Linked DNA regions of Homo sapiens: all the other regions are linked to region 2. A link is a loop called in an ENCODE intact Hi-C map of the cell type or tissue named here. Cell type or tissue: endothelial cell of umbilical vein. All regions are shown on one strand.

Region 1 (8,000 bases), 360 kb before region 2:
TTCTCTTCCATCTTTTAGTAGGATAACCCTGAGCTGAATTTTCTTTGTAAGTTACTCCAAATCTACTCTCCACCCCACTCAATGCCCCACAAAATTGACCTGTACAGACTATATCAACTGGAATGCCTTGCCTTCTAATTCCTTTTAAGTTTAACCAATAGGACCAACTGACAGGAAATTTCAAACTGGGAGGAAAGAGAGGTAAGGAGGTATTCCCTCAACTAGTCTTCAGTTGGCAGTATCTGCAAACTTCCACTGAAGCCCATAGCTCCTGCTGAGCAGCCCTCTCCAAAGCTCTTTCTTTGCAGGCTCTGATAACTGCTCTTTCTCTTTACCTTAGTGTTTATCATTAGTCAAGCCTAAGTGTGATAATGGCTTCAAATTGGAGTTAGTTCTAGAATGCATCAACATCGTTTTTTGGTTTTCTTTGCTCACATATTTGTAAGTAGCCCCTTGAGGCTGTCTCATTATCTTTTTTGAGAGTGCCATCTATTTCCTGAACGATTCAGGGCCCTGTCAACATTTTTTTCTTATGGAAACAGAGAGAGGAGGACTGAGATATTTTGAGTTACAGAATGATAGATTTAGAACTGGAAAGAAGATTTATATACCAAAACATGATGAAATGGGATCCATAAATAAAAAGTGTTCTTCCCAAGTCAAAGAGCTAATTTCTTGAGGCAATGAGGCCATAATCAGTTTTCCAACTCCTGGTCAACTCCTTTTTTAAAAAAAAAAACTTAACAACATCTGGATTTAATCATCCAGAATCTAAATATTGAGATGAGTCAATAGGAATATGAGTCTTGCTTCATTTATTTACCTTTTTGCTTTTTTAATGTAATTGCTTTTTGAGGAAGATTAATAAGTAGACTGGAAAAGAAGGAGATCAATGGAAATGAAACAGGATAAATGAAGAAAGACTAGCACAGATAAGGACTGCATTGTAGGGACAGTGGTAGTTGACTTTCTAAATAGCAGTTATTGAAAATACTTGCTGTAGCATTCCTGGTTGATGTTTTCAGTTTATGTTGTGGATAAATAGGCCCTGTACCCAGAGTACATTTTGTGTCTGAAACAATAAATTCACAGCTGCCAACCTCACATAAAAAAAGGGTCACAATTTCACAATATGGGCTCAACTTGGGCTTTGAATCTGTATTTCAGTGCTGGAAAATACATATTTCCATTATACAATTAACCTTCCCAGTATAAGCATAAACCACCCCAGAACTTATACTGATATAAAAATTTTACTTTTTATGTATACCTGATGTATTATTTTATGTCTTGTAGAGATCTACACATACCACAAACACTCAGAAATAGCTTCTAAGAAGAGCCTTTACTACCTTTTCTTATTCTCTCATTTAAGCATTTTAAATAATATAATTCAGATATATTTATTTTGTTCCTTTCTATGAGTAAGATAGTATTGGAAAAACAAAAATAAAATATTTCACAAGCTGATTAAAGAAACCTACACTTTAATTTGCAAAGATGATTGCACATATAAAACTTGGTAATTCAAAAACATCCCAGAAAGGACAATTTATAGCACAAACACAAATCTATTCATGGTAAGCCCACATTTATGTAGTCACAGTTTACTTTTCAAAGGTTTATATTAGTGACAAAACCAAAAGCAACTAATATAAAACACCGTACTGTTTTCATTCAAATGGGATAATTCAATTGCCAAATGTTGGTTTTGTCTAAATCCATCATGCATCTGCCTTATAAACTGATTGAGAAATCCTAGATATTTGTGTATCACAGAAAATGTCTTTGCCCTAGGCTGTAAGTCAGGGGATGATTTGAATAAAGGTGTCAGTTTGTTTTATATTTAAAGAGAGTATAGCGGTAAAATAACCAATATTTATGACAGTATTGAACAACATTAGGCCATGAGCCTCATTAAAGCTTCATAGGTTTCTGTCTGACTTAGGACATAATTTCAAACAGCTGACACTCACATACACAGCAAAAATCAATTAGGTGGGAAAGCTATACAAATCAGTCAATCCATTAATAATAAAACAGCTCAAGAAAAAACACTTGAGATCTAGAGGGAAGGTAAAAATCATAAGAATCATTAATCCAGCTTAAGCAACATGGCAAAACCCCTTCTCTTAAAAAAAAAGGTAGCCAGGTGTGGTGGCACGCTCCTGTAATCCCAGCTACTTGGGAGGCTGAGGTGGGAGGATGGCTTGAGCCCGGGAGGTGGAGACTGCAATGAACTAAGATCATGCCACTGCACTCCAGCCTGGGCAACAGAGTGAGACCCTGTCAAATAAAAAAAAAAAGAATCGTGAGTGACCTGACAAATTTCTTCTAATAGAATGAGAACCACTATAATGGAGGCATCAGGACTGGCTGAGTGTGATGCAGCCATCACATGCCTCAGGCTGGCTCCCCAGATCCAGGATCCCCTTGATCATCACATACTGTGGTCCAGAGAAACCACAGTGTGATAGCATCTTGTGTTTCACTCAACTGTTATTTCCCCAAATCATATTGTTTGATCATGACTGCTCAGTCCAAGAAGAAATGCAATACACGTATTTAAAAAAAAAAAATACCAACTAAGATTACATGAGACTAGAAATTCCATCTTATTTATGTTTGTATTTCCAGTGCCTAGAATGGTGCTATTAAATGCTAATACACATGGTCAAGTCATTAAATATTAGACTGCAATAAATAAATTAACTAGAGTCTCATCACTGCTATTAACCTGTTGTATGAAGTTGAACAAATTATTTCAACTTCCTGAGCTTCTGTTTCACATCTGAAAATTAGGGATTATTATAGTACCACCTCTGAGTTCACACTGTTCCCCACCAAGAATGAAGTAAGATAATGCACATGAACAAGCTTTTTGGATTCCAACATGCAATAACCTGAACACATGTGTTTGTGTTGCTATTTCATATTTTATGGGTTAAAAAGGGGCACCAACTTTGTCATTGGTATTCTTCTGTTCAATACATGATCAGATTTATCAAACAATTGTTAGTGGGCTTTTTTTCTGGAGAGTTTATTAAATGTTCCAATTTCAACAAAAAAAAAATGGCTTGCAAACATTTAGTCCGTTTGGAGGTATTACAAAAAGATGTTGCTCATTATTTTTCCAAAATAATGAAAGGGAATGTTCCAGAGTAAGGACCCAAACAATAGAAAGCTATGAACTCTGGCATTTCAGGACATGACACAGCAAGCCTTCCCCTAAGGTGGAAGGTTCTAGTCATAAGAGAATCATCGAATTTCAACAGAAAGAAAATGAATGATCATGTTTATTCTTACAGCAAAATGCCAGTGCCTGTAACAGCCAACGTGAAACAAGAACAAAAATAAAGTGGTTTATATAGCATAAAGCAGTGCATTCTTAGCAACTTCAAGAGGCCTCTAAAACAGCTTAATAACAGAAACTTCTAGGTATGTAAGCAAATATATGCCTGGAACAGAAAATCCTTTTGCTTCACCGTTGAAAACAGTGTTAGTGTCTTGTGGAAAGAGATCAATGTTAGTGATCATAGGAAAAACTCAACCAACAGGCAAACAGAAAAGTAGCCAGGGATGAAAAGTAAGTTCAGTGATGATGGAAAATCAACAATTGAATGCTGTTTGTGAAAATGAAAGAAAAGGCACATTGAGGTAAGGTAGAGAAAACAGTAGGGATTACTTGAAATACATGTGAGTTTTGCCACACTCCCATCAGGTATTAATCTTTGGGACTTGGGAATGAAAAATAAAAGAATTCCCTAAATTACAGTTTGTTCATAAACTACTTCAAATATTCCTCGTACTTTTCACTCAAAATATAGATCTTAATATGCCTACTAGTTTGAAAATATTGTTTAATAATATTTAAAAAGATTTTCAGCCTATAGCAAAGTTTCAAAAACTAGAAAACAACAGTAAATATCATTGGCTAGTTTTCAAATATGAACAGTGAGATGTTTTAGCAAGGTTAAAATTATTTTACCCCCCAAGCATCTTACTTCTTGAAACACTGTTATAAGATTTGTATAAATTATAGTACATATACAAACTAATATCCATTTTATTGGTATGCATGTTCATGACCCTGTTTTCTGCCAAGGGTGAGTCATGAACATGCATAGCACTGAAGCAGCAATAAGCAAGATTGATTGGTCAGATTGTGACAGATTCTAACCTAAGTGTTTCTATGCTGTTCTCAGAAATGTCTACTTAACCTTTGATTCTGGATGTCAACATTTCCTGCTCTTGCTTTCAATGTGTCATAGTGGTTTCCTTCAAATCAGTAATTTCTCTATGTTGACTGTAAAGCTTTAATTATTTCAAGATAATTGTAATGCTTTTTCTCATGTTCCCAATTTTTTTTGACAGAATTTTCTTAGGATTCTGGACTCAGAGAAACATAAGCTTGCTGAGAATCACTGGGAAGAAAGACTTGGATGAAAACTTTATGCAATACATACTTCTTGCTGCCCTGGTCTTTCTCATAGCCCCTCAACCTAAGGTAGCTCACTGTATTTTTTTTCTTTCTCCCAGTTTCTTGGTTATTCAGAGTCTTTTGTGGTGCCATATGAATTTTAACCTTTTTTTACTAGATTTTTTTTTATTTCCATATGTTACTAGGGAACAGATGATGTTGGGTTACATGAGTAAGTTCTTTAGTGGTGATTTGTGAAGTTTTGGTGGACCCTTCACCCAAGCAGTATACACTGAACCCTATTTGTGTCTTTTAACCCTCACACCCTTCCCACCCTTTCCCCGAGTCCCCAAAGTCCATTGTATCATTCTTAAATCTTTGCATCCTCATAGCTTAGCTCCCACTTATGAATGAGAACATACAATGTTTGGTTTTCCATTCCTAAGCTACTTCGCTTAGAATAATAGTCTCCAATCTCATCCAGGTCACTGTGAATGCTATTAATTCATTCCTTTTTATGGCAGAGTAGTATTCAATTGTATCTATACACCACAGTTTCTTTATCAACTCGTTGATTGATGAGCATTTGGGTTGGTTCCACATTTTTGTAATTGTGAATTGTACTGCTATAAACATGCATGTATAAATATCTTTTTTGTATAGTAACTTATTTTCCTCTGGGTAGATACCCAATAGTGGGATTGCTGGATCAAATGGTAGTTCCACTTTTTGTTCTTTACAGAATCTCCATACTGTTTTCCATAGTGGTTTTACTAGCTTACATTCCCACCAGCAGTATAGAAGTGTTCCCTGTTCATCATATCCACACCAACATTTATTTTTTTTTTTTTAGTTTTTTATTATGGACATTTTGCAGGAGTAAGGTGGTATTGCATTGTGGTTTTGAATTGCATTTCCCTGATCATTAGTGATGTTGCATATTTTTTCATATGTTTGTTGGCCATTTGTATAATCTTCTTCTGAGAATTATGTATTCATGTCTTTAGCACACTTTTTAATGAGGTTGTTTTTTTCTTCCTAATTTGTTTGAGTTTGTTGTAGATTCTTGATATTAGTCCTTAGTCAGATGTATATATTGTAAAGATTTTCTCCCACTCTGTGGGTTGTCGGTTTACTCTGCTGACTGTTCCTTTTGCTGTGCAAAAGCTCTTTCCTTTAAGTCCCAGCTATTATTTTTGTTTTTATTACATTTGCTTTTGGGTTCTTAGTCATGAAATACTTGCCTAAGCCAACGTCTAGAGGGATTTTTCTAATGTTATCTTCTAGGATTTTTATAGTTTTATAGTTTTTATAGTTTCAGGTCTTAGATTTAATTCCTTGATCCATCTTGAGCTGATTTTTGTATGAGGTGAGATATGAAGATCCAGTTTCATTCTCCTGCATGTGGCTTGCCAATTATCCCAGCACCCTTTGTTAAATAGGGTGTCCTTTCCTCACTTTATGTTTTTGTTTGCTTTGTTAAGGATCAGTTGGCTCTAAGTATTTGGATTTATTTCTGGGTTCTCTATTCTGTTCCATTGATTTTTGGGCCTATTTTTATACAAGTACCATGCTGTTTTGGTGACTATGGCCTTATAGTATAGTTTGAAATCAGGTAATCCAGATTTGTTCTTTTTGCTTAGCCTTGCTTTAGCTATGTGGGCTCTTTTTTGGTCACATATGTATTTTAGGATTGCTTTTTCTAATTCTCCGAAGAATGAAGGTGATATTTTGATGGGAATTGCATTGAATTTATAGATTGCTTTTGGTAGTAAGGTCATTTTCACAATATTGATTCTACCCATCCATGAGCATGAGATGTGTTTGCATTTGTCTGTGTCATCTAGGATTTCTTTCAGCAAGGTTTTGTCATTTTACCTGTAGAGGTTTTTCACCTCCTTGGTTAGGTATATTCATAAGTATTTTAATTTTTTTGCAGCTATTATAAAAGGGGTTGAGTGCTTGATTTGAGTCTCAGCTTGGTCACTGTTTGTGTATAGAAGAGCTACTGAATAATGTATATTAATTTTGTATCTGGAAACTTCGCTGAATTCTTTTATCAATTCTAGGAGCTTTCTGAAGAAGTCTTTAGGGCTGTCTAGGTAAACAATCATGTCATCAGTGAACAGAGGAAATTTGACTTCCTCTTTCTTGATTTGGATGCCCTTAATTTCTTTCTCTTGTCTGATTGTTCTGGCCAGGACTTCCAGTACTATGTTGAAGAGGAGTGGTGAGAGTAGGCATTCTTGTCTTGTTCCAGTTCTCAGAGGGAATGCTTTCAACTTTTCCGCGTTCAGTATATGTTGGCTGTAAGTTTGTCTTAGATGGCTTTTACTACATTGAGGCATATCCCTTCTGTGCCAATTTTGCTGAGAGTTTTAATCATAAAGGGATGCCAGATTTTGTTGAACGTATGCTTTTTCTGCAGCTATTGAGATGATCATGTGATTTTTGTTTTTAATTCTGTTTGTGTGGTATATCATATTTAATGACTTGCATATGTTAAATCATCCCTGAATCCTGGTATGAAACCCACTCGATTATGGTGAATTATCTTTCTGATATGTTGCTGGATTTGGTTAGCTAGTATTTTGTTAAGGATGTTAGCATCTATGTTCACCAGGAATATTGGTCTGTAGGATTTTTGTTTGTTTGTTTGTGATGTCCTTTCTGGTTGTGGTATTAGGGTGATACTGGCTTCATAGAATGATTTAGAGAGGGTTCCCTCTTTCTCTATCATGTGGAATAGTGTCAATAGGATTGGTACCAATTCTTCTTTAAACGTCTGGTAGAAATCTGCTGTGAATCCATCTGGACCTGGACTTTTTTGTTGGAAATTTTTAAATTACCATTTCAATCTTGCTGCTTGTTTTGGGTCTGTTCGGGGCATTTAATTCTTCCTGATTTAAGCTAGGAGGGTTGTATTTTTCCAGTAATTTATTCATCTCCTCTAGGTTTTCTAGTTTATGTATTTAAAAGTGTCCACAGTAGCCTTTAATGATCTTTTGTATTTCTGTGATGTCAGTTGTAATATCTCCCATTTTGTTTCCAAATGAGTTTATTTGGGTTTTATCTCTTCTTTTCTTAGTTAATCTTGGTAATGGGCTATCAATTTTATTTATTTTTTTCAAAGAACCAGCTTTTTGTTTCATTTATCTTGTATTTTTGTTTGTTTGTTTCAATTTCATTTAGTTCTGCTCTGATCTTGGTAATTTCCTTTCTTCTGACGGGTTTGGGTTTTATTTGTTCTTGCTTATCTAGTTCCTTGAGGTATGATCTTAGATTGTCTGTTTGTACTCTTTCAGACTTTTTGATGTAGGTGTTTAGGGCTATCAACTTTCCTCTTAGCAGCACCTTTGTCTTATCCCAGTAGTTATGATAGATTTTGTCACTGTTGTCATTCAGTTCAAATAATTTTTTAATTTCCATCTTGATTTCATTTTGACCCAATGATCATTCAGGAGCAGATTCTTTAATTTCCATTTATTTGCATGGTTTTAAGGTTCCTTTTCGAGACGATTTCCAGATTTATTCCACTGTTGTCTGAGAGGGTGCTTGATATAATTTAAATTTTCTTAAA
Region 2 (8,000 bases):
CTAATAAATCCCCTCTCCTACATCTCTATCTCTACCTGTCTATCTGTAAAATGAGGTGGCTAAGAAAAAGGGACTTCTTCAAAGAAATGTTCTATTAAACAGGGTTCTCCAGAGAGACAGAACCAATAATATATAAGATATAAACAATATATAAGGTCACAATATATATTATTAGTTCTGTCTCTCTGAAGAACCCTAATAAAACATCTTCTTCAAGAAGTCCCACCTCATCTTCTTATATTTATGGAAGTTTAATTGTAAAAATAGCCCCAATTCTCTACCTTTTTCTCTGTCCACATCTTTCGTCCTGTGACTTTTCAGCTTCTTCCTTCATGAGGTAGAGAATTTGGCCATCCAAACCTCAGCCTCAATAACCTTGCCCACTTCCTCATACTCTTTCTTGGAAGAGAACCAGTCCAGGATGGATTAGCTGAAGGTTGAGAGAACATGCGAATCAGAGACAAGATGACCCAAATGAAATAGTCCTAAAGAATCCTGTTCCCAGCAATAGAAATGCGTTCTGCCAAGACTAGGTCACCAAATCAAGGACTGGTAAGCAAAAACATCTATTGCTGTATGTCACTGAATGTTTTAGTTGTTTGTTAGACAGCATTATCCTGACAATAGATAATTGGCCATTCTCTACGTAATATAAGAAACTGAGCACATCTTTAATGAAAGGACTGAGGATGAAGACTTGAAAAACATCAAAAGAAAAAAAAATAAAACAACAAGTTACCATTTGAGCACTTACTAAGTACCAAATAGTAAGCTAAATAATGTAGATACAATACCCCCCCACACACATATGTAATCCCATTTAATTTTTTAAAAAAATCTTTAGAGAAACTGATCAGAAGAAAACAAAGCTGAGGGAATTTAAGTAACATCTAACTTATCACTGTGATTTGTGCTCAGTTTTATCTGACTCCAAAGTTTTGTTTCAACTCCTCAGAGTTACTGTCTTTCAATACAGATTTATTCATAACTTGAAAAGCCTCTGCATTTCTTAACTATAACTTGATTAACAGATAGTTTGGTCAATGACTTAGATATAGTTTCTAGAGTAATCATGAATTATTACCCCAAACTGGTTTTGGCTTCATCTGTTAGAAACTAGGAATCAAAACTAGTCTAGATAAAATAAATAAGACACTTTCTAATAATAATATATCCATTTAGAAATAATTAACAAACTAGTAAATTCTAAAGAAATTTCAAATCACATATACAATCTGAGGACAATTGAGAACTAACTTATTTAATTAGTAATACTAGAAGGAATGGGTCGAATTAAGGGAAGGGATATTTCATTGTTCTGTTTTCAGAGTCTTTAGAGAGCAAATTCTCTTTTCTAAAAGCCTAGTGTAATATAATTTTGTAGAAATTATTCGATGAGATAAAAAATAATGTAAACAGTTGTCAAAAAAACGAATGTACTTCTTTTTCGAAAAGATTATCTTGAAATTTTATGGGCATAGGAATATTACTATGCAGTGTTCCTAGGAGAATTCGTGTCCAATTTAAAGGAAAATTGTCATCAGCTTTACTGAATAAAATTTCCCCGTGCTGCTTACTCCCCAAAGAAAAGGAGAAGTCTGTTTTTCTGTTCTAGAAGCTGCCAGTCATGCTGCAGTGAACATGAGCCATCATATGAGTCACTTTCTTTCAGCCCTAATCTCTTTTCACAGTGACAAATGAATCACAGAAATCAATCTCAACTCTGACTCTAAAAAATTTTCTGAGGGATTTTTATCTGAAGAGAGTCAAGACAGGCAACCTAAAATTTCACTTTAGGAGACAAACAAAATGAGTGTGAGCTCAAGCTTGGAGCCAGGTGTGTCTTGAAAGGGTTTTGGAGTTCTGTTTGGCATAGTGGAGAGTGCTCAGGCTCTGGAGACAGAATGGATCTAAATCCAAATCCTGTCCCATGGCCTATTAGCTGTGTGAGTGGGTAGATTAGTCAACCTCTGCAGGATTTAGTTTCTTCATTTATCAAAAAGTAAGGATAATAGTATCTACATGGTAAGATTTTTATCAGTCTTAAACAGCATATTTAGGCTTTTCTTAAAAAAACATTCTAACAAAAGCATTGATCAGAAATCAAACAGGCACTAATCCATCCCACAATTATTTTACATTATATTACTTAGTTCTATAAAATGTGGGGTTTTTTTTTTTTTGCTACTGCTTGCCTGAATATGTTGATTCAATCTCACTAATTAAGTGGCTATTTCTCAAAAGCATTGCTTTCTATTTACTTTTAAAAGCCTCCTTTAGTTCTGAATACTTTACAGATATTCTGCCCATAGAAGGAACTCAATAAACATAATGAGTAACGATCCAGCTATGTACTATAAAGAAAAGACTGTGCAGCCATAAAAAAGTATGAGTTCGTGTCCTTTGCAGGGACATGGATGAAGCTGGAAACCATCGTTATCAGCAAACTAACACAGGAACAGAAAACCAAACACCACATGTTCTCACTCATAAGTGGGAGCTGCACAATGAGAACATATGGACAAAAGGAGGGGAACATCACACACCAGGGCCTGCCAGGGAGGTGGAGGGCAAGGGGAGGGAGAGCATTAGGACAAATACCTAATGTATGCGGGGCTTAAAACCTAGATGACGGGTTGACGGGTGCAGCAAACCACTGTGGCACATGTATACCTATGTAACAAACCTGCACATTCTGCACATGTATCTCAGAACTTAAAGTAAAAGAAAAAAAAAGAGTGAACTGTTGCTCAACTATGTATTTGTATAGATTTGGAAGGCACTGAAAGGATCACATCAAAAATAAAACAAAGTAACATATGTACCAATGCTATTTCTGCTCATTAGTAAAGTTTTATACTATGTCCATGGTTCTTTCTTCCCCACAGAATCTAAACCATTGCTTCATGAACAAGTTCAAAACACATAATTTGTTTCCCAGTCATTAGTAAGAATTGGTAAGGTAATACTGAATACCTCAATTGAACTTTTGATGAATATTCTGGTCTGTCTACTTATTAGACACAATTACAGTCAGGTTAACAGGCCTTAGTGGTTGCTGAGCTCCTGTTGCTACTCATTAGAAAATTCTGGAGCCAGGGCAATGTAGAAGGAAAGGTGTTTATTAAGTTTCATTTTTTATGCTGAACAAAGTCCCATTATTAGCATGCATTGAGGCATTTCCCCTTATACTAAATTAACTGCCTTTTAAAAGACATCTATATTTAATGACATTAAATCAGTGGTTGAAGGGATGCTTGCAGGACTTCTGATGAAAGACTGTGTCTTGCTGTAAATAAAATGCAATGTAAACATGCCTCTGGGATGAATGTTAACTGACTATTTTTAAATATTAAAAAAAATAAATATACAAGCTATTTTGTGGCTAGTTACATGGAATCATCACAATTTTAAGTTTTGGTTTTGTTTTCTTTTGTTCCATTTTTTTCAGACCCAGCACAGAAGTTATTGGTGTGTATGTGTATGTTTTGTGTGAGCATATGACTTTAAAATTATTTCAAATTTGTTAGGTAGCTCTAGTTTTAAAAACCACTAATGAGCAGCTTTTTTTATACCCAAATTGTCTTATGACTTGAAAAGAAAAAAACAATAAAAATATGAGCAAAAAATGATACTTTTTATTCCTTTCACCTCCAAATGCATAACAAACTTTTCTTTTTAAGATATAGGCATATAAAATGAGCATATCATTAGACAGTTATTTGTCAAGCCTTAGGAGCTGCTTTTATTTTAATACTTCAACAATATTTATCTGTATTTCCTAGAACACTGAAAAGATTATACTTTATTAATATAGCACCATCTTCTGGCAAATATTAAGAAAAGCAGTTGGTTTTGTACCAAAAACGTATTGAAATCACTTAAAGAATTTAATGAAAAATTGATCGTTCATAACAAATGTATAGAATGGCTTTCTACAGGGCTTTCTTAACATTTTAATATTACATTAATTTGCTACTCATTAACCTTGACTTCTAACCTTTTCCGGGAAGTTTAAACACTGTCAAATTGCTACCGCATGGCATATATTCAATTAAACAAAATTGTAAGACAAAGCTTTGTATAATATATGTCTTTATAGATAATCTAGAACTTTAAATGTAAATATATATATTACATGCATTTATAAAAAACAAAATATATTTGGTTAATCATTTTAAAAAGTAGAACTATTTCTTCCACTGTATTTCAAGTAGAAATTCTATGAATAAGACCCAAAATATAGGAACTGGCCAACATTAACAGTAATAGAAAAATGATGATCAAAATGGATGAATTTTCTAAATACATCTCATTAAAAGTTAAATGCAAACAAAATTTAACAAAAGTTTTCAGTATATATGAAAGAAAAAGTAAAAGGGCTAATAACTCCAAAATATCATTATAATCATCGTCAATGACAAATGCTAACCTCCTTAATGTCAGTAGTTCTAATAAATCAATTAGAAAAAGATAGCGCCGGGCGCAGCGGCTCACGCCTGTAATCCTAGCACTTTGGGAGGCCAAGGCGGGCGGATCACGAAGTCAGGAGTTTGAGACCAGCCTGGACAACATGGTGAAACCCCGTCTGTACTAAATAATACAAAAATTAGCCGGGCGTGGCAGCGGGCGTCTGTAGTCCCAGCTACTTGGGAGGCTGAGGCAGGAGAATGGCGTGAACCCGGGAGGCGGAGCTTGCAGTGAGCCAAGATCGCGCCACTGAACTCCAGCCTGGGCGACAGAGACTCCGTCTCAAAAAAAAAAAAAAATTAAATAAATGAAAAAGATAGCTACAATAGAATGACACATAAATGAGATAAACACAATTTTATACGTGAAGGAATAAAAATTAAACAAAGAACAAGTTTAATTTAAAAATCCAAAAAACACTTATGCAATTAACTATAAACAACAAAAACAACAGTTTCGGTTTTTCAGAAAAAATTAAAGATTGGTTAATTAATCCTTTTAGAAGTATAAATTTGAACAATATTTCTGAAGAGTTACTTAGCAAAATATCCCCTCAGAAAAAGACTTTTTAAAAAATGTATATATCCAAAATGTATATATCCTCAGAAAATAACAAAGCATATAAGAAATGTGCTAATAAGAAAACCTAAAAATTTGAGTTTGTTTTATTTGGTTGTGTTTTGCATAGGGAATCTTTGGAAACAATCTAGATAATTTAAAATAGAGGATTATATAAGTTGCAGTATTTATGTGATAAAATGTTGTTATTAGTTGACACGATGCTCACAAGATATTGTTCAGTAAAATAAAGAATTAAAGAAAATGAACAGAGTAATACACACATTATGATCTCATGGAAAATGAATGGATGGATGGATTAGAACATTAAATTTCCAAAAGTTACAAATTGTGTAATTTCTTAATTTCAAAGCATATGGAAAAATTAGAGAAATTAGTAAATATTTATTAAAAGCCTAAGTTCTGTGGGTTTACACAAGGCATAACTATACATAATGTAATCAAGGAATTAAGATTATAGATAAATAATAAAAGAGGGTAGATGAAAAGTATCATTTGAGTGAATATGTCTGTCAAAATATTTTAGCTTTAAGAAACTGAAACCTTGTTGAGTGTATTTAAGAAAAAGAAAAGGCAAATTATTGGCTTACACAACCAGGTAGGGCACAAGTAGAGCTGACCTTAAGGAGAACTGTAAACAAGGACTTGAGAGCAGCTGGTCTTCGACCCTGTTTCTGTCCACGTGACATCTTCATTATCTAATATCACCTTCTCTATATTGTGGTAGCAGGACATGGTACTGAGTGGCTTAGGGCTCACACCCATATTACTTCACTAAGAGAACTGCAGTTGAGAAAAACACTGTGACTGGTCAAACCCGTGTTATATTCAACTCCTCTCTCCCAGGGTGTGGGTTAACATGATTGGCACTCCCCGCTGTTAAATAAAAATTATTCTGACGCTTGCTAAAATGGTAAGGGAGATTTTATGCAATATGACTGATAAGTGTCATGACTATCACAATAAGGGAGAGATAGGGCTCAATTGCAAATACAGCAAAGACAGCTGGGGACTTAAAACCAATAAGAAGAGGGAGGTCGTCAGTGGGTGGAAAATTACTGAAAGGAGACATGAAAAGGATTACTGCCAAAATTGGGCTAAGCAAGCCAAAGACAGTACCCAGTTCAAAAGCAGGCTCAGAAAAGCCTGAATAAACTTTGTTCTAGGATAGAGTCTTTGTCAGACTAAAATCAAATTTTTGGAAAAAAGGGAAAGGTATAAAAAATTAATTTGAATTTTAAAGATACAGGATGGGATTTGAGGAGAGCTGTTTAATTCTTTGCTCTCAGGATCTTCCAGTTCCTTTCCATCTGCCACTGAGTAAAAATTCTTGAAAACTGTGCTGAAATCCGGAAGAAACTGACAAGGATGTATGAGCATGGAAGCAGCATAAGGGAACAATTGTATTTTATGAAAATTAATACAGTGATGTATATACAATTAGTAAAAGGGAGTAGGACTAGAGAAATGAAAGCTAGTTAGAAAACAAATTTTGTAATTCATGCATCAAATAAAAAAAAAAAAACATGTATACCCAAGACTGTTGTCACTAGGGATGGAAAGCAAAAGGAAGGATTTAAGATACGTTATAAAGGAATAAATATATGCACCATATATTTGAACAGGCTTTCTTATTATCTTAGTGGAAGTAAGTAATTTTAATATGTTGTTCAATCAAACTTAACACTAATGTCAAGCCTTCACCAACAATGACTGCTTAAGACCACTGGGACATTTGGCCCAATGCATCTTTGTGTCACCCCTTTGTACCTATCTGCCACAGTACAGGTGAGAATAATACTGATGACTAAGAAGATATAGCCATGAACATCACAGATACTGTTCCCATCAAACCTCAATTCTTGCATGGTAAGAGACACAGTAATAGTGAGCAAGTCATTATTTGCTCCAGTTTTAATATGATTTTGCTTTCCCTTTGAGATAGAAAACATCAGAGGAGTTGATTAAAAAGCCAGACTTGAGTGCAATTCTGATGGCATGCCTGAAGAAAGACAACATAAAGTTTGAAGAAAGGACAAGAAGTAGCTAAAATCAAGAATTTGCAGAAATTTTCATATGAGGACATGAGCTTCATTAATCTCTAAAAAATAAGTTTGAAGGGGAATATAATTAAATTGTATAAAACAGTGAAAGTGACACAGAGGAAATAGATGCTGAAAGAGAATAGCACCTCTTCTGTGCTAGAAAATTGTATGTGCTGTAATCTATTCTATTTTGAAAATATAGCTAGTCATTATTATGACATTTCAAATGAAGAAACTCAGGCTCAAAGAATTTCAGGACTATCTAATAACGATTAAATGAAGTAATGTCCCATAATATAAAAAAAAAAGTAGCACTTTGCACTTCAGTGGATGGAGACAAGAGGTATTGGAGGCCAAAGTAAAATTAAAATGTAAGTTAATAAAAACACAAGGACAACTCAGATTTATGAATGATACCTGCATAATGAAAGTAAGTGAATATTTTTAGAGTAGAAGGCTAATCTTCTGAGATTGCAGCAAGGAAAATAATTGAAAAATCTTATAACACTACCTTCTTGCCTCTCTCAGAAGCAGAATTCTAAATATGCTACAGCCTGATACACCTCATAGTTGTTAATGTGGAACCATTATTTATCAAGTACCTGTAATATACTCAAAATAGCTGAGCTCAATTGACTTTTCTAACAAGAAATTACTGTGCATAACCAAACACCATGTTAAAAGTGACTCTTTCTTCTATATCTAATTGCTCTGCTCTTTCCCAGAAACCTGAAACTATACTGTAATGTTATCCACAGGATCCATGCCGTGGGACTTTATTATAAATGAAGCCTTGGTACAATGAGATCCTCCTAGTATTGCCAGTAATAAATCCCCTTGGATAGGGTCAAAAACACATCCGCTCTATCCTGAATTCTGCATTCTCTACAGCAGTGTTGGAAGACT
Region 3 (8,000 bases), 78 kb before region 2:
ATAGTCTTTTATCTCTCATTCCCCTCCTTCCCTTCCCCACAAATCCCCAAAGTCCATTATATTATTTTTATGCTTTTGCATCCTCATAGCTTAGTTCCCACTTATAAGTGAAAACATACAATATTTGGTTTTCAATTCCTGAGTTACTTCACTTAAAATAATGACCCCCAACTCCATCCAAGTTACTGCAAAAGCCACTATTACCATTCTGTTTTACGGCTGAGTAGTATTCTATGGTGTATATATACCCCATTTTCTTTATCCACTCTTTGATTGATGGGCATTCAGACTGGGTCCATATTTTTGCTATTGTAAATTGTGCTGCCATAAACATGCATGTACATTTGTCTTCTTCATATAATGACTTCTTTTCCTTTGGGTAGATACCCAGTAATGGGATTGCCAGTAGTTCTACTTTGGGGAATGGTAGCTCTACTTTTAGTTCTTTGAGGGATCTCCCTACTGTTTTGCACAGTGGATGTACTAATTTACATTTCCACCAGCAGTGTAAAAGTGTTCCTTTTTTATCACATTCATGCTAACATTTATTATGTTTTTTATTTTTTAATTATGGCCAAGAAAAAATTATTTTTGAGCATATGAATGAACTACGTGAAAAATATAGTCCCTTTTAAAAATTAATAGTTGCATTTATAACAAAAATTGTACTTTATATTATACACATAAATTTAAAAATTTTTATTTTATACATTTATACTTATCATGTTTTATATATGTTACTTTGATCAATTGTGTATTAATTATAATTACAAATATAACTCAGTCTAGGAGAAACATTTTAGCACTCAGAATCTTGGGTTCATAGAACATAATGTAATCCTAGCACTTAATGAGGCTGAGATGAAAGCATTGCTTTATCCCAGGAGTTCTAGACCATCCTGGAAATACAGTAAGAACCCATCTCTATAAAAAATTTAAAAATTAGCTGGTTGTGGTGGTGTGTGCCTGTGGTCTCAGCTACTTGGGAGGCTGAGATGGGAGGACTGCTTGAGCCTGGGAGGTTGAGGCTGCAGTGAGCCATGATCATGCCACCGCACTCTAGCCTGTGCAACATAGTGAGATCTTAACTCAAAAAATATATAAATGTATATTACTTTCTTATAAAATTATCTAAGGCAAATGAAATGTCAATAAAATTTAAGAAATGAAAGACATTATTTAACATTTGTATTGAAAGAAGAGTTTGCTAAAGAATTTTTAAATGGCTAGTTGTGCATATAAAAGTGCTGTGGTAATCCCATTACTGGGTATATACCCAAAGGAATATAAATCATTCTATTACAAAGATACATGCATGCATATTTTTATTGCAGCATTATTCACAATAGCAAAGACATGGAATCAACCCAAATGCCCATCAATGACAGACTGGATAAAGAAAATGTGATACATATACACCATGGAATATTATGCAGCCATAAGAATAAATCAGATCATGTCCTTTGCAGGGACATGGATGGAGCTGGAAGCCATTACCCTCAGCAAATGAATGCAGGAACAGAAAACCAAACACTGCCTGTCCTCTCTTATAAGTGGGAGCTGAACAATGAGAACACATGAACACAAGGAGGGAAATAACACACACTGGGGCCTGTCATAGCGGGGAGGTGGAGGAAGAGCATCAGGATAAATAGCTAACACATGCGGGGCTTAATACTTAGGGGATAAGTTGATAGGTGCAGCAAACCACCATGGTACATGTCCTGCACATGTATCCCGGAACTTAAAATAAAATAAAATAAAATAAAATAAAATAAAATAAAAAAATTTAAGTGCTGTGGTATTTCGATTCTACTGAAATTTAAAAGGTAAAGGTTCTAGGTAATTTTTTTAAGAGATAACATTTAAAATATGCCTTAAATCACATTATTTATTTTTTAAAACATATGACAAAATCTTAATGGCAATTTTTAAATACGTAAAGAGACCCAGACTTTTTCTAAATATTCCGTGAATATACATAATCCAAAATGTGGAAACCTCTGGTCTAAGTAATATGCATCTTCACAGAGGTTTTCCAATCTTCCTGAAGAGTTCAATCCATTAATTAGTCTATCTTATTTTTCTCTCAATCCTTACCATTAACAGAATGCTTGGAAGATATGTGGTGCTCAAAAATATTTTCCAAGATAATAAATAGCATTATAAGCACAAGTTAGTCCTAAGCACAACTGAAATTTCAGCAACTTACTTTCTGAAACATCTTTATATCATTTATAGATCACTTACTCGTTCACCACTGGCTTCTAGGATATTGTTTGAAAATATGGGCCGGGTGCGGTGGCTCACACCTGTAATCCCAGCACTTTGGGAGGCCGAGGTGGGCGGATCACCTGAGGTCAAGAGTTTGAAACCAGACTGGCCAACATGGTGAAACCCCGTCTCTACTAAAAATACAAAAAATTAGCCGGGCGCGGTGGCGGGCGCCTGTAGTCCCAGCTACTCGGGAGGCTGAGGCAGGAGAATGGCGTGAACCCGGGAAGCGGAGCTTGCAGTGAGCCGAGATTGCGCCACTGCAGTCCGCAGTCCGACCTGGGCGACAGAGCGAGACTCCGTCTCAAAAAAAAAAAAAAAAAAAAAAGAGAGAGAAAATGTATAGTTTTAATTGAACATAACTTAATGTCACTCATCCCAGGGACAGTTACATTCTACAAGGGAAATACTGAATTTCAATACAAATTCAATTCATTAAATACTTCTTAAATTCCTACTATCTATCCTCATTTTGTTAGAGGCTGATGATATATCAGTGAACAAGATAGTCATGGCCTTGCTTTCAAGGAAATGACTTTTTGCAAAAAAGATGGATGTTAAACCAGTAATGACAAGTATGATGAGGATTCAAAAGGAAAATAAAATGAGTAAGGAAGCATCAATGAAAAGGATACAACCTGATCTCTGAGATCAGGTATAGACACACTAGTGGAGAAAAATATTACAACAGGGTAGAAAAATGCATATATGTATATAAACACCCTACTAAATAAATTATTAAAATAATATATGAAAATGTATGTGTGTGCAAGGGCAATAGTTGGTGAAAAAAAGAGCGAACTATTGAGCACTTACCATATTCAAAACTATGTATTAAGCTTTTCTGAAAATAAAAAGTCAAATATGTTTGGGTTCATCTTGTGTAACAAGTTGCATTAAAATCTGAAAGACAAATTACAGTTTAAAAACTTTATCTCTCAATGGATCACATACCCACAGTTATTTTAAATAAATGATATCTATATCATTGATGATATATGATATATATCAGATTTTATGTGATGATATATATCATATTTTATATGTTGATATATATCATATATATCAACATATCCATAATCAATTATATATATACAATATTTTAAAGAGTTCCTAAGACTTCTTAAAATATCCAAAATTTGCCTACAATATGTAATTATAGCTTCAGTGAATAACAACATTTATTTAAAATTGTAAAGCATCAAAAGCTTAACTTTAGTTCAGTAATCTTCTCTCTTCTTCCTCCAACAGCTAATCCATATTTTCTATCCATGCGAAACAAAGTAATAATATAAGGCCCAGGGCCATTGTAGTGCAATAGATCTAGCTTTGATTTCCTATTCCAACAATTCTGACTCCGCAATCTTAGAAAAGTTACTTAACCTCTCATCTTAATATCATCAGGACAAAATAAGAAAACACTACTGTTAATATATTCATCATATAATTGCCATCAAACACATGTGAAATCCTTTATCCTTATGTGTTTTTAATGTTAATATACACTACTTTATATTATTATTTTGGCCTAAATCAATATGTTTTTGCATTTTAATCCTGAAGTACAAGAGCAGAATTAAAAGTTTTTCCACATGTTAAAAAGATGCCACACAGCTAAGGGTGTGGGTTGATAGAGATTTGGAAAAGAGTAGGACAGTCTAAAGTGGAATTTCTAAACACAAATTATAAAGATTTTTGGTGATTCTGCCACTTTCAAAAATCAAATTTGCATGTATGATAGAGATATTCAGTACACACACATACACATACACACACACATTCATACATACACAAAATTGAGACTGGACAACGTTCAAACATTTTGTTTTCAGTCTTGCTGACCAATTTGATAATTTCCTCTAATTTCTTTATAGCCTTGGTTGATATTGGTAGTTTTATTTTCTTTCCTGGTTTATTATTTTTGTTCACCTGAAATAGCTCTGGGGTAAAAAAATGGTAGGGAGAACCTTATTTCTGGTAGTATAGTTTCCTTCTAACTAAAATGAAACCTACTGCTCAAGTCCCAGAGATAGCACAAACACAGAAACTTAATTTCCTGAGGTGACTCAATGCAGCAGCTAATTCATTTTCAGACTCGTGATGGTGCAATGTAAAGAAGCTTGCCAGAAACTTAAAGTGACCCTTAAAAAACTCAGCATGTTTGATCTGGGAAAACTATTGCCCTTATGAGATTTCAGTTGCTTCACCTTGTACTTTTTATTTATACAATTACTCAGAGGACAGGAATAGTAGGACAATTTGTAATCATGGCAAAAAGTAGCAGTAGCATTAAAAGTAAGTTATTTGTAAAACAGAAAGGTGGCCTGGATTTATGGAAAAATAGCTGGAGGATGAAGATATTATTTTTCTGAAGTATCAGCTGAAGCCCATCTGTGCACCACTGTATGATGATGTCTTAATTCTTAACCTTATTATCAAAAGCTCTCCGCAAAGTTCATCAAACAAACAAACAAGCATTTGTTAGAGAGAGATATTAGGAAAAATATGCATGAGTCACAGCATTGTTCTCTCCCTGTCCAGAGGAGTAGAATGTATACATTCTTCTAAACAATATATAGTAAAGCAATAAAGTCACTCATCCCAGAAAATGTTTTACCTCCTTTTCCCAATATCTATTAGGCTTATTCATCTCTTACTATTTCATTTTCAGTGTAAAAAAAAAATTCCTGAAAGGAAATGGCAAAATAATAAAGATCTATTTTTACAACAAGGGGAAGACCATTCAGATTTGTTGTATTCATTTTCTAAGCATTTTTTCTTTTGTAGTAAATATTGGATAGAAATCACATAGAAAAAAAGACTTACGAAAGAAGCTTTAATTATGGAACACACAAGATTCCTAGCTAAACAGAGTTCCTTTGTTTGGAGTGATTTAACACTCTTTCATGCACAATTCAGGAATTAGTCACCTGAGGACAAGAATGCTAGGTGCTTATGGTTCTTACAGAGTATCCCCTGTTGGGGTGTATTGACAAATTTTCCCTGCCAGTAAGCAGCTATGTGGTAAGATTCCCTGAGATTTCTAATGTCAGAAAACCCATGATAGTACAGCCTGAAAACATGAGAAGACACAAAGAAGGAAAGTACTTATTTTTGCCCATAGGAGAGAAGGCTACTGATAATGTGATTAAGTGTTCCCACCACAACAATTAATATTACTTGACATGAATAAGAAACAATTATCTTAAAGAGAAAACTGAAGCCTCAAAATATAGGCCATGGATAGGTTAATATGCTAAACCCCTTCTGCCAAAGATAATGACATTTACTCATTCATTCAATCTTTCATTAATTTACATATCAATTTATTGAGTACTACTTATGTGTTAAGCACTGTTTCAGGAACTGGGATACATCAGTGGAAAAGGCAGGCAAGCGGTGTCTTGGTTCATTCATGCTGCTAACATAAAGTACCTTAGACTAGGTAATTTATCAATGATAGAAATTGATTGCTCCCAGGTCTGGAGGCTGGGAAGTCCAAGATCAAAGCACCAGCAGATTCAGTATCTGGTAAACACTGTTTCAGAGATAGTGCCTTCTTGCTGCATCCTCACGTGGTAGAAGAAGAAAGGTTGAACAAACTCTGTCAGGCATCTTTTATAAGGGCACTAATCCTATTAATGATGGCAGAGTCCTCATGACCTAATCATCTCCCAAAGGCCTTATCTCTTACTACCACATTGGGGATTAGGTTTTAACATATGAATTTGAGAGGACACATTCAGACTACAGCAATTCCATAATTGAACATCCCAAGTTCATGTCCTTCTCACATGCAAAATACATTTATTCCATCCCATCACCCCAACATCTTAACTCATTTCAACATTAAATCCAAAGTCTAAAGTCCAGAGTTTTATCTAAATATCATCTAAATCAGATTTGTGTGGGACTTAAGGTATGATCCATCCTGACACAATTTGTTCTCCAGCGGGAACCCATGAAATCAAATAAGTTATGTGCTTCCAAAATATAATTGTGAGACAATGGACAGGCCTAGGATAGACATTCCCATGTATGGAATACATGAGATTAGATACATGGAATACATAGGAGTAGGATAGATACTCCCAAAAGGGAGAAATAGAAGAGAAGAAAAGAGTAATAGATCTCAAGTAGGTCCAAAATCCAGCAAAGCAAATAACATTAAATCTTAAAACTTGAGAATATATCTTCTCTTTATGTCTTGCTTTCCAGATAAATTGGAGCAGGGTTTGGTCCCTAAGACTCCAGGCAGTCCCATTCCTTGGTTTGCCAGGTTGCTGTCAGGTGCATGTGGCTCTTCCAGGCTAAGTTGCATGCACTACTATTTTGGAGTTTTGGAGGCAGCTCCACTTCCCACTGCTCCACTAGATATTGTCAAAGTAGGGGTTCTCTGTGGTGACCTTGCTCCTACAGCACCATTAGACACTGTCCTAGTAGGGGAGCTCTGCAGTAAGTCTACCCCTGTAGATAGTCTCTGTCTGGGTCCTGAGGCTCTCTAGGGCATTCTTTGAAATCTAGGTGGAGGCAAATATACCCCCACAGCTCTTGCACTATGTACACTGGAAGAGTTGGCACCATGTGGATGTGGCCAAGTTTTATCACCTCTTCCTCCAAAGGGACAGCTACTCTGGCTCATGCCACACCTTGGGCCCACTGGAGCCACACCTGGGGTGGTTGGGCAGGGAGCACTGCACCTGAATTCAGGGAGCAGAGACTTTAGTCAATGCTTGGCAGTGAGCCCTGAGGTCCCACAGGCACTCTGTGTCCCTCCTTTGAAACCATTCTGTTCTCAACGTTTTGGAACTTTGACTCTGTGATGAGAATGGCAGCCCTAAAGATCTCCAAAATGCCTTCAGGATAACTTTTCAATTGTCTTAATGAATAGCACCGGGATGATCAATACTGATTTCTTTATCCACACCGTTGGTGTACTCTTCCAAACATTCTTTCTCATTTCTTACAAGACAGTCTGAGAAGGCTGAGAATTTTCCAAATCTTTAAGTTCTGCTTTCCTTTCGCTTATAAGTTATGTCCTTAAATTACCTCTCTCTTCTAGCATTTTACTATAAGCAGTTAAGAGAAGCCAAGCTGCTCCCTCAACATTTTGCTTAGATCTTTCTTCTGCCAAATATCCTATTTCATCACTCAAGTTTCTCCTTCCACAAAACACCAGGACACAAACACAATCAGCCAAATTATTTGCAACTTTAAAACAATAATTGCCTTTCCTTCAGTTTCCAATAATTTGTTCCACATTTCCATCTGAAACCTTATCAGAATAGCCTTTACTGTTCATATTTTTACCAGTATTCTGTTCACTACCTCTTAGGTAATGTCTAGAATACTGAGGGTTTCTCTACAACTTTCTTTTGGTTCTGAGCCCCCACCAGATTTGCCCTTTACAGCCTGTTCACATCAATATAGGCTTTCTCTAGCATGCACTCCAAAACTCTTCCAACCTTTATCAATTACCCAGTTCCAAAGCCACCTCCACATTTTTAGGTATATATATGCATATATTTATCAACACCCTCACTTCTCAGTACCAGTTTCTTAGTCCATTTGGGCTGCTATAACAAAATACTTTAGACTGGGTAATTTACAAACAAGAGATATGTAGTTCTCTCAGTTCTGGAGGCTTGAAAGTCCAAGATCATGGTGCCAGCAGATTTGGTGTCTGGTGAGGGCTGCTTTATAGATCTTGCTTTCTTGCTTCATCC

The links. A loop is a pair of places that touch in the nucleus more often than their neighbours do. Peaks named below come from ENCODE experiments on the same cell type or tissue, not always from the same donor. Only the 100,000 strongest peaks of a DNase experiment are listed, where the experiment ranks them.
Region 1: a loop joins it to region 2, with 2.3 times the contacts of the local background. A loop is called at or near these places in 3 of 110 quality-filtered maps.
Region 3: a loop joins it to region 2, with 4 times the contacts of the local background. A loop is called at or near these places in 5 of 110 quality-filtered maps.

Annotation. Positions count from the first base shown.
Region 1 is chr7:125,420,138-125,428,137 of GRCh38, reverse strand. No RefSeq gene overlaps it. Among named protein-coding and RNA genes, the nearest start is that of LINC02830, 270 kb to the right of the region's middle. In endothelial cell of umbilical vein, no CTCF peak of the experiment used is centred here; DNase peaks (open chromatin) are centred at 3,217 and 4,207; H3K27ac peaks cover 1,431 bases.
Region 2 is chr7:125,055,880-125,063,879 of GRCh38, reverse strand. The region is part of intron 3 of POT1-AS1 (POT1 antisense RNA 1); the gene reads right to left. Among named protein-coding and RNA genes, the nearest start is that of LINC02830, 94 kb to the left of the region's middle. In endothelial cell of umbilical vein, a CTCF peak has its summit at 3,837 (motif pointing left); a DNase peak (open chromatin) is centred at 1,669; H3K27ac peaks cover 2,145 bases.
Region 3 is chr7:125,133,750-125,141,749 of GRCh38, reverse strand. POT1-AS1 (POT1 antisense RNA 1) reads right to left here. Exons shown (of 8, transcript NR_125719.1): 7 at 3,091-3,177. Among named protein-coding and RNA genes, the nearest start is that of LINC02830, 16 kb to the left of the region's middle. RefSeq lists an enhancer at 6,340-6,839. In endothelial cell of umbilical vein, no CTCF peak of the experiment used is centred here; a DNase peak (open chromatin) is centred at 4,429; H3K27ac peaks cover 1,872 bases.